3 separate regions of the Homo sapiens genome follow, and all the other regions are linked to region 3. Evidence: chromatin contacts called from ENCODE Hi-C or POLR2A ChIA-PET data. All regions are on one chromosome and are shown on one strand. The core of a region is the stretch at or near the end of the contact, and the rest is flanking DNA. Distances in the headings are between cores, read along the strand shown.

The links. A loop is a pair of places that touch in the nucleus more often than their neighbours do. ChIA-PET counts read pairs that join two places held with the same protein, here RNA polymerase II (POLR2A). Pooled maps may share reads with other maps.
Region 1: a loop to region 3 is called in a map of CD8-positive, alpha-beta T cell, with 16 times the contacts of the local background. The contact joins the promoter of CRKL here to the promoter of UFD1 in region 3. A Hi-C loop is called at or near these places in 1 of 168 maps with a recorded cell type or tissue (CD8-positive, alpha-beta T cell), 1 of 37 single-sample maps with no recorded cell type and 7 of 50 pooled maps.
Region 2: a loop to region 3 is called in a map of naive thymus-derived CD4-positive, alpha-beta T cell, with 14 times the contacts of the local background. The contact joins the promoter of PEX26 here to the promoter of UFD1 in region 3. A Hi-C loop is called at or near these places in 1 of 168 maps with a recorded cell type or tissue (naive thymus-derived CD4-positive, alpha-beta T cell) and 10 of 50 pooled maps. POLR2A ChIA-PET finds 5 or more read pairs at or near these places in 1 of 52 experiments (activated T-cell).

Annotation. Positions count from the first base shown.
Region 1 is chr22:20,916,157-20,919,711 of GRCh38, reverse strand. CRKL (CRK like proto-oncogene, adaptor protein) reads right to left here and starts at 2,305. Exons shown (of 3, transcript NM_005207.4): 1 at 1,467-2,305. The coding sequence starts at 1,777. RefSeq lists an enhancer at 1,589-1,648 and a silencer at 1,939-2,388.
Region 2 is chr22:18,076,479-18,079,896 of GRCh38, reverse strand. PEX26 (peroxisomal biogenesis factor 26) reads right to left here and starts at 1,907. Exons shown (of 5, transcript NM_001127649.3): 1 at 1,291-1,907; 2 at 1-23. The coding sequence starts at 1,520. LOC105372853 (a long non-coding RNA gene) reads right to left here. Exons shown (of 6, transcript XR_001755424.2): 6 at 2,001-2,239. RefSeq lists enhancers at 1,084-1,133, 1,614-1,843, 2,174-2,233 and a silencer at 1,494-1,543.
Region 3 is chr22:19,477,664-19,481,170 of GRCh38, reverse strand. UFD1 (ubiquitin recognition factor in ER associated degradation 1) reads left to right here and starts at 1,978. Exons shown (of 12, transcript NM_005659.7): 1 at 1,978-2,088. The coding sequence starts at 2,086. It overlaps CDC45 (cell division cycle 45), which reads right to left and starts at 1,251. Exons shown (of 19, transcript NM_003504.5): 1 at 1,152-1,251; 2 at 954-1,013; 3 at 126-218. The coding sequence starts at 1,202. RefSeq lists silencers at 1,302-1,351, 2,142-2,211 and an enhancer at 1,442-1,741.

The sequences.
Region 1 (3,555 bases), core at 1,056-3,555, 1.4 Mb before region 3:
AACACCCAGTCCTTTTAAAATAGATGTTTAAGAAACGAACTGGCCAGTTTGTTACTTTAAAAATTCTAGGCAACTTTTCAACTCAAATTTGGGATAATTTAAATAAAAGAAACCTCTGATAAAATCAGTGTTACAGGGCAAACACAACAATAAAAGCAAATCTCTGCTAAAACGCTTAAGGCAAATTAAAGCAACTAATCAATTAAAATAACGTATTTCACTTGGAAAAGAGAATGCTTGGTCACTTTGCGTTAATTTTAAAATAAGAAATACAAAATCATTAGACTTAACACAAAAAGCATGTCTGAAATTGAACTAGGATACAACTAAGTGTCATTCAAAAATTTTCCTTAATAACATTCTAGCCTAATTCCACCTTGGAAATTAACCAGACTGATCTCTGGCCTACTAATGGTCCTCGGGGAGAAAATATGCAATAAATTTTCCAAAAAATATCCTCGCTGAAGCCAATGCACCTTCTCTTATCTTTGTAATTAACGTACTATAAAAGTGGTGGTGTCTGGCCTGCTTCAAACTTGGCACCACAGTATCAATATACAGTTCTGATATTTTGGTTAAAGGTTTTTTTGTTTCTAAACGCTAAAGCATTTTCATTTTTTTGACTGTTCCAAAGGCTGCAGTCCTGGAGTTCTTAACCTGGAGTTCAGAGATCTGGAGGGAGTACAAGCACCCGGGATGGTGTGCAAACTTGTGTGTACGTGCCTTTGGCGGGGAGGGGTGGGGGTGGGGGTGGGGGTGGGGTGGTGAGTGCTCGGCTATCTTCAGATTCTCAAAGAAGTCTATGGCTTAAAAACGGTTTTTGGCCGGGTGTGGTGGCTCACGCCTGTAATCCCAGCATTTTGGGAGACCGAGGCAGGCGGATCACGAGGGCAAGAGATCGAGACCATCCAGGCCAACATGGTGAAACACCGTCTCTACTAAAAATACAAAAATTAGCTGGGTGTGGTGGCGTGAGCCAGTAGTCCCAGCTACTCGGGAGGCTAAGGCAGGAGAATCGCTTGAACCCGGGAGGCGGAGGTTGCAGTGAGCCGAGATCGCACCACTGCACTCCAGCCTGGCGACACAGCGAGACTCCGTCTCAAAAAAAAAAAAAAAAAAGAGGTTTTTAGAAAAACCAACAAATCCCTGCATCAGTATTACACCCAGAGAAAGTCACGAAAGGCAAAAAGCGTGCATTTTAACTATGCAACCACCGTTAAACATTCAAAACGCATCCTCTTCACATTGAGAAACAGCCTCGTGAGAGGGAAAAAAAAAAAACGCATCCTCTTATCCAGTGACCCAGATCCTGACACTAGCTTTCTGTTAGGAAGGCCTTCTGGAAAATAATTTGGTTCAGAATGCGGGGAATATGGGTTCAAGCGCGCCCCACCCCCCTATACAAGCACTCTTCGACAGACCCGGTTCTCGACCTTCCTCCGCGGTCGGGGAGGGCTCTCGCGTACCTGGGCGCAGGCTCGATGAGGGTGGTGGTGTCCAGGTAGTGGATCTTGTAAAACTCCAGCAGGGCCGGCAAATGGTCAAATTCCTGGTCCCCGATCTTAAAACGGCGGTTGGGCAGCGAGTTGATGATGTAGTGGGAGACCCGCGAGTTCTCGGACACCGACAGCACATAGTCCCCAGGGCAGGTGGAAGAATCGCGGACGAGGAACATACCGTGGCGCTGGCCCTGGAGCCGGGTCTGCGCCTCCTGGCGAGACACCGGCCCCATATACCAGGCGGAGCGGTCCGAGGAGTCGAACCTGGCGGAGGACATGGTGTTGGACCGGGGACTCTGCGGCGGTAGGGGCGGCGGCTGTCCTCGCCTGCTCTGCACGCCTTAGCCCGGCAGACGGCTTTGGGGCCGAGGAAGGGCCTCTCGCACACCTCGAGGAGCGCTCAGAGGGCTGGGCCAGCACTTTCCTCTCGGCTCCGGGCCCGCAGCATCCTCCGACGCCGCCCGCCTGCTCCGGGGCCGCCACACGGAGAGAGCCGCCCGGGAATGCACGGCAGAGCCGGGGGGTCGGGGCAGGCAAACCCGAGCCGCAGCGGAGGCCACCCCGGGGTTCTCGGGCTGCTCGGCGTCCCAGGGGTGCCTCCAGTGACTCCCGGCCTGGAACGCGCCGGCGCCGCAGCTCGACGGGTCTTCACCGACCCCCGCCGTCACACGAGGCACCGAACTCGAAGGAGCGTCGCGCCTCCGGGGTGCTTTTGCCCAGCTTGTTCCCAATAGCCACAGCAACAAAATGGCGGACGCGGGAGAAGCGGCAGCCACCTCCCCCTCCGCTCAGCGCGCTCCGTCTGCGCACGCGCTGGGCCCCGGCTCCCGGCGGCCGCCGGGGCCCTCCCGTTACGTCACACAGCGCAGCCAATCAGGAGCACCGTCGCGACGATCAGGGTGGGCGCTGGTCGCGCCCGCTCCCGCGTTCCAGGAGGAGGCTGAAGAGGCGCCGGCGGTAGGCACTCTCTTCCTGGGCCGCTGCGCGCCGCTGGGGGCGCTGCGGCTGCCGGGTCTCCCAGCGCTGGCAGGAAAACAGCTGGAGCCGAGAGGGAACCGCGTTTCGAAAACCTGCTTCTGGGAACAAAGCGTAACGTGCAGGCTGAATCGCGGGCCAGGGAGGCGTGGCACTGAGGCGACCTGGCCAGCCTAGGGGCCTGAGGGAGGTCAAGGACTGACAGGTCCCGATGGGCCGAGGTGGCCCAGTAAAAGGATGAGCCCAGGGGCAGATGTGACCACCAGATAGGTGACTGACTGAATGACTCAGTCCCCAGGTGGCCTGATAGGCTAAGGAAGCCCTAGTGGCTACGTGACCCGCTAAATGGAGTGAGAGGAGAGAGAAGGTGAGGGTTAGATTGACTCAATTAAGTGGTCAAGGAAGTCCACAAGTGGGTAACCTGGCTATCATGGGCTCTGAACTGCTGAAAGTAAAATACAAATGCCTCTCGGGCGTGGCCCCGAGGCTTCCCCTGCCCCGGATTATGCCTGCTTCTGCCTATTTATTAATCCCTATTTGTTTTTGTTTGTTTTCTTTCTTTCTTTCTTTCTTTCTTTCTTTCTTTCTTTCTTTCTTTCTTTTCTTTTTTCTTTTCTTTTCTTTCTCTCTCTCTCTCTCTTCCTTTCCTTTCCCTTTCCCTTTCCTTTCCCTTTCCCTTTCCTTTCCTTCTTTCGACGGAGTCTCGCTCTGTCACCAGGTTGGAGTGCAGGGGCGCGATCTCGGCTCACTGCAACCTCCGCCTCCCGGGTTCAAGCGATTCTCCTGCCTCAGCCTCCCGAGTAGCTGGGATTACAGCTGTCCGCCGCCATGCCCTGCTAATTTTTGTATTTTTAGTAGAAACGGGGTTTCACCATGTTGGCCAGGCTGGTCTCAAACTCCTGACCTCAGGTGATCTGCCTGCCTCAGCTTCCCAAAGTGCTAGGATTACAGGCGTGAGCCACCGTGCCCAGCCTGTTTGTTTTATTTTGTTTGTTTTTGAGACAGGTTCTCCTTCTGTCACCCAGGCTGGAGTGCAGTGGAACTATCATGGCTCACTGCAGCCTTGATTTCCCCATCTCAA
Region 2 (3,418 bases), core at 658-3,157, 1.4 Mb after region 3:
GGGAGCACTTCACCTCCAATGAGCTGTCAGCAGAAAAACCAATTTCAGTTAGAAGTGGTTCCCCTCCATTTCCATTCCCACCTCCACCTTGGGACTGTTCCTCTCCAGCTCCCAACTCAGCAGCCATCATCTCTCTCATCCCTGTTAGTATTTAGATGGGCTTCACAATTGGTCTCATGGGCTGCCCTTTCCCCCAGGAACTAAAAGTTCCTGTAACCCTCTTTCAAGAGGCAAGTCAGCTGTTGCTCAACGTTCATCTTTGTATCCAGGTGAAATCAGATTTAAATGAAGAGGAAGGGTAATCCTGAGGGGGAAATAACACACAGCACCGGTGTGTGGCTGAAAAGAGAGCTGGAACTAAGAGTTTGCTCTGTGAACAAATGGGCTTGGAGCAAGGTTTCTGGCTGAGTGGAGGTATAGACTCCATAGCTGGCTAAAAGGCACCACCTAGTAAGGTTCCTCCAGACACCCAGAAGCAAAGCCTTCTGCATTCACTGAAATGAGCTCCCACCCAGTCCCCTAAAACACAGCCAGGGCTCTCCAGATCATCCTTCTTTGTGGTCAACTTTAGCTATTCTACCTACCACCTCCCTAGCGTGGCCTAACCCAAGTTTACAATGCAAAGAAATGACTCCCTCACCTGCCAGACGAGGCTGGTGGCATTAGAAAGAGCAATGCAAGCCCAAGGTTTTTTTCTCCGGATTCTTTTCTTTTTCTTCTTTTTGGTAGAGAAGAGGGCTCATTATGTTACCCAGGCTGGTCTCGAACTCCTGGGCTCAAGCAATCCTCCTGCCTCGGCCTCCCAAAGTGCTGGGATTACAGGCGTAAGCCCCAGCTCCCGGCCCTGAATTAATTCTTTAATCCAGTCCTCTAATTGGACCAGAACGCTGCTCCTGCCATGACCCCCATTCCCCATCATCAGCCAAGGTCAGGAATAAACAACCTTGGGCGGGGCGGGGAGGGCGGAGGTACCTGGGAGAGGACTTTTACCACCTGCTTACTGACAGAACTTAGCACTTAATACACATTCAGCCTTCCCATCATGTCATTGTACCTTGGAACAAGGAGCAAATAATTGGCTGTGGGATCCCCACTAAGTTTTTGTTACACGACTTCCCTTCTCTGTAGAATGGGCACACGATGAGCGACCACCCTCTCGGAGACAAACCACTGATGAAAGCGAGGTGTAAAGCTCCTTGTGGGCAATCTGGGAAGGACAGAACTCCTGAGACCTTGAGCCCCACCACAAGAGCGCCCGGAAATCGGTTCATTTCCGAGCCCAGCACGTACGTGCCCGCGGGTTCCTCTGCCACGGCGTGGTTGGCCAGACTCTGCCAGGCCCGCTCGCAGGTCTCCAGCGCCGCCCGGAAGTCCAGGTGCACCACCAGGAGGTCGGCCGCCTCCTCCAGAAGGTCCACGGCCGGCGCCCGGGCCGGGACCGCGCGCACCGGCTCGCTGCTGCGCAGGGGTCCCCCGAGCCCCCTGAGGGGGGCTGCAGAGGTCGAAGAATCGCTCTTCATAACGAGTCCGGGTCCAAGGCCCAGGTCCTCAGACGTCGGAGTGACCGCCTCCCCAGAGGCTCCGGGATATCCCGAGTTGGCCTGGGCGAAGAGGGAGAGTCCTCATCTCTTTGCCCACACCCCTTCCCGAGGTCGATTCCCCGAGAAGGAAAAGGAAGGGGCCTATCTGAGGCAAAAGCTGGGCTCGCCTGGAGGCTGGGGAAGCAGTTTACACGTCAGATTTGCAGGATTCTTGCATCCCTGGAATACCTGGCCCTAGCTTCTCCGGCCCCGCGACACGTGCAGGAACTGCCTCAGCTCCGGGCTCCTGGTTACGATCAAAGACTCACCTCGCCTCCCGGCAGCGGGCGCGGACATCTTTGCGCTCGCCCAGCCCCGCAGCCGCGCGGCGTCCCGGCGGCGCGGAGTACTCTAGGAGTTGTAGTTCCTCAGCTCTCGGCCCATCGCCTTCTGTAATGGAAGTAGGAGGCAGAGCGCGGACTACAACCCCCAGCACGCCGCGCCCCGGAAGCCGCCCCTGTGCCGTGAGAAAACAAACTGGTGCTACAGCTTCGGGGTGCGGAAGTCAAAACGAAGCAAAACCGAAGCTGTCTTGTGAAATGGAGGGGTCCTCACTAACCAGTTCCAGCGGAGGCTAACGGAAGAAGTGCCAGCAATGGATGTGCAGCTACATGCACGCTTTTAATTCAGAGCTTCTGCGACGGTGGCGATCAGGGGATCTGTAATGTAATGTAATGTCAAGGCTGACGCAGAGCTGATCAAACATTTTGGCAACCTTAGTCTTGAATTGATTCACACTTTCTCCGCGTTGCCTCCGGAGTTTGCTGTAGGGTAATGAATATTGCCTGGTGAGGATGAGGGACTTAGGGTGGAAACCTTCACAAGGACCACTGAGAATATGTTGGTCCCAAGGGCAATGTTCCAAAATGAATAGTGACCCCACCGAGGCGGGGTTGGGGGCGCTGAGCATAAGGGCCTCATTTTTCTCACTGCTCTCTGCCCCATCCTGAATTTGCTGTTAAAAAACAACGTTAAATGCAGATACCAATTCCACTTCCCCACTGTTGTCACTTCCGATCTGTCTTTATATTTCTCCTTATCATTTATCACCATCTACATACCAATGTCTATATTTTACTTATTTTTATTGTCTATTTCCTTCCACTATGATATAAACTCACAAAGGCAGACGTTTTTGTCTCTTTTGTTCACTGTGGGAACCTCAATGCCTTGAACAGTGCCTGTCATCTATAGGTAGTCAAAAAGTATTTGTGGAATAAATGAAGTCCTGGTTTCACTTTTATCTGGTTACAGGGTCCAGACTTCTCTTTCCTCGGAGTCTGGTGGACTTGGTTCTGCCTCAGCTTCCCATGCAGACTTTTCTGCAAGAGAACGGAAATCCCAGAAGATGGATGTGTGCATGTCTGGTGACAAGGGCAGGGGATGTATGATGTGAGCAGGTGCCTGTTTAATCTAATTTCTAGGAGAGCAAAGATTCTAGGGAAGCTTTGGAGTGAATTCAAAGGGTAGAGAACTGGGGAGAAACTAAAGCCAAGAGGATCTAGTACAAATGTGGGAAGCTTGGCAAAGCCCGGGTGAAACAGAATATAATAATAAGTGTGATTTGTGGATCTGTTTAAAATTATTATTATAGTTACAATTTACCAAATACTCTGTTCCCAGTACTTTACTATAAAGTGCATTATGTACGGTATGGTTTTGTTTTTCACAATGTCCTTATTTTACATTGTGTAACTTGCTCATGGAATGACTGTGTATCCCCTGAATAGCAAACATACTTAGTTCTGTCCCTGCAGAGCAGAGTAGAGCTCAATACACATCTTTGAACCAAAAGAGCCTCGGTTTGACTGAGATTTTGTCGCTTACTAGTTGTGTGA
Region 3 (3,507 bases), core at 729-3,228:
CTTCCATATTGCCTAATGTAGCTGATACTTAAATACACGCTTAATCTATCGTGGAAATAGAATGCTGTGTCAAGAAATTACAATTGAGTAAAAAGCCACGTTATTCTAAAACGCATCTTCAATACCTGTTCTTTATGCTCAAGAAATGCAGTTTCAAGTTCTTGCCACCCAGAAACTGGAACCAGCGTATATTGCACGTGGTCACACTGGAACAAGGCCTGGAGAGAGAGTGTTTTCAAAGCCTATCTTATTTAGGACATTAGCAATTTACCTTGAAAAGAAACTGAGGAAGATTAGACGGGTTGAGAGACAAAAGACACGGGATAACATTAAAGCTAGTGAAATGCTTACGGGAAAAGCTAGGTGCTAGGGATATGAGCGTTTACCATACCATTCTGTGAATTTTGCAAATTACCAAAGTAAAACATCGGGGAGAAATGCCGATTTAACTTCCAGGCCTTCTGAAAAGTTCCTGATCCAAGGGCCTGACCAAAACAACGTAAATACTATGCCCTATTCAAAACCAAACTAACGATCTTCCCTAATAGACTAGGGGCTCCCATATTCCCAGCAACACCTGTGACACGACTATACCCACAGTTGTCACAGATTCCTCTCTCTCAAATCCCCCATTTGAGAGGCCACGACAGATCCAAAGTTTCCCCCAAATGCAACTGCTGTGTTCACCTATTAATATTAATAGCTTATTGCAAAAATACAAACTAGTCTCTTTACCTTTTACTTAATCCTTTATCCCACCCCACACCGTTGGGACAGGGAGGCAACCTCTCCTCCGAGTCTCTCTCCTCTCACTTGCTGTTCACCTCCTGCCCTGCTCCCTCTCCCACCCTAAGCCCTCAGCACCCATCCTGACACTCTGCCCGCCCTGCGCCCCCACGCAGCACCCTCACCTCGCGCGCCGGCCCCGCCCTCCTAGGGTCCGCAGAACTCACCTGAAGGATCTTGCACGCACACAGAGCATCCACGTCCGAGGCCACGAAGAGAAGGACCCTCTATCGGGGAAGAGCAGACCGGCTGAACACGGCGACCCGAACCCCGGCCCTCCCCTGCCTCCCGGTCACCCACGGTCGCTCCCCCTCATCCCTTCCCCACCGGCAAGGCCTCGGCGGGGGTCCCGGACTGGGCGTCACCTGGCTCTGGACCACCTCGTAGAACTCTTTGCGGAAATCGGACACGAACATAGCCACGGCGGCCGGACGCCTGGCGCTCGCGCTGAGGTACCAAGAGCCCGGCGGCGGTCAAGACTCCCGCCAAATCACGGCTCCTCCGATTGGTCCAGGGATCACCAACCAATAGCTTCTTAGTTCCCAGCCTTCCTTTCTTTCTGATTGGGCCACATTGGAGGCGGCCATTAGCGCTCTGCCATTCACGGCCAGAAAACTCCAGCCCGCCCCCAAAGAAGCGTCACCTCTGAGGCCGAACGCAAACACTGTTGCCCCCTTCAACTCTGACTCGCTTTTACCCAGAAAAGCGACGCTGGGCGGACATCTTTACTTTGGGAAGAGAAGCCTACTGCCTCCCACTGGGAACCCTCAGGGAAAGTATACTTCTAACCATACATTAAACTCAGTCACATACCCAATGGGGCAGCATTTACGTTTGCAATAGGTTTTTGGTGTGGTTTGAAGAAGGATTTGTAGCTTAGTTCCGCCCGAGTCCTCGATGGCTGAAGCAGAGGCAGTCTGGGTAGTGCATTGTGGGTAGTGTAGTCGTAAGGACAATGGGCCCTACTAAATTCGTCTGGAGGGGAATACTGTCAACACGTAATTTAAAATAACGTTTAAAAATACCTATAAAAGGGGAAATAAATCACGAAAGGGCATTTTAATGCTTCTACTGAGGGTGTTTTAGAGCCTAGCGTCTTCGCCTGGCCTTTTCTCTTTTGCAGCCGACGCTTTGTCCCGGGCACCCCCCCTCCGGGTCTCGGGTCCGGCACTTCCGGTGAGCCTCTGGGGCGTACCGGCTTGGCGCGGCGGCAGCGGCAGCGGCGGCTGGGAGAGCGGTCGGCGGGGTTTCTTCGTTGCATTGCCTGAGAGGAGCGGAGTCTGCCAGGTGGTGTCCATCATGGTAAGCGCTGACGGGCAGCGGGCGGGGGCTGGGCCTTGGCCCGGGGCCTGAGGTAGGGCCCGGCGGGGCAGGGCGGGGCGGGACGGCGGCGGAGGTGCCGAGTCACCCGGGCCTGAGTCCGGCCTGCAGGCTCATCGGCCGCACCGGGCACAAGCAGGACCCTTGACCACTAACCGCCTGTGGTCGCGTCCGCCGGTCCTGAACGTGGCTCGCATTCTGTCTCAGCCGGACTTGCCCTCCTTGACGAAAGAAAGGAAGGTTTGTGTCCATTCACGGGTTTCCCAAGTGCTGGACGCGCAACAGGTTTCCATAAACCCAAAGTTAGTTGCAAGGTTGCTGGGGATGGGAACAGAATCAGGGCGCTCCCCAGGGAGAATCCGTAGTGGGCATCCCCCGCTCTTGGGGGACACCCAGCTCTTGCCCCAGCTCCGTGAGCTCCGTGCCTACGGGTTCGTGCCTTCGAATCTGTACAGCGGTGTTGTGTTCGGTAATGATAACGATGGAAGCTAATACCTGCTGGTACATTTCCTGTTACACAGCTTTTAACACCTGTACTCCCTCATCGCGGCTTATTTCTTTTAATCCCTACAATCCCTTTGGAAGCAAGGATGATGATGATTTTAAACATGAGAAAACTAACGTTTACAGAGGTACTTTATTCGAGTCACAGAAGTAGGGACTGGAGAGTTGAAGCCAAGTCTGTCTGGCTGCAAAGCACTCTACGGTATTGTCTTCCTGTCACCTGTTTATTTTAGTAAAGACAAGGAATGATTGTTAGATTTTATCCCAAGTGTGTCACTGTCAAACCCTGGCTTATTTCTATTCTTGAGTTCATCCACTCAAGAATACCTGATATGTTCCAGGCAGTGTGCTAGGTCTCGGGATTGAAAAGGAAAGTGAGAGATGGGATCGGGAGCAGCAAAGAAGGGGCAGAAGGTCGGGTTCATGGGTAAACTGCAGGCAGGTTGTTAAGTATGTTGCCCCTTTGTGCGGATTTACCTTTTATATTCAAAGAGAAGAAATGGCTTACATAGGTTGGCTAGTGAGAAGCACTCAAGGGAAGCAAGCCCCTACCCTGTTCTGGCCTTGTTCACCCAGAAACGCTATTTCCTGTGTTATGGTTCTGGCCAAGATTTAGCTGAACAGTTATGCTGCTTAAAAGAAGAAAGACAAAAGATTGGAAATTACTGTGTTAGAGTGCCAGGGAGTAAAGAACCATCCCAGATTTTAGGCGGGAACATGCTATGTTTGCATTTTGGGAGATGGCTAATTCAGCTTGCTAATTTTGGAGTTGCTAGTAAACTGCTTTGTCAGTAGGTGGCATTCCTTCTACTAAATATATATTTGGAATCAAGTCAAGAAATTTTCTCTAATACAGATTTTTTTTTAGTTGTGGTTAAAAAAACCAAATTTTTATCA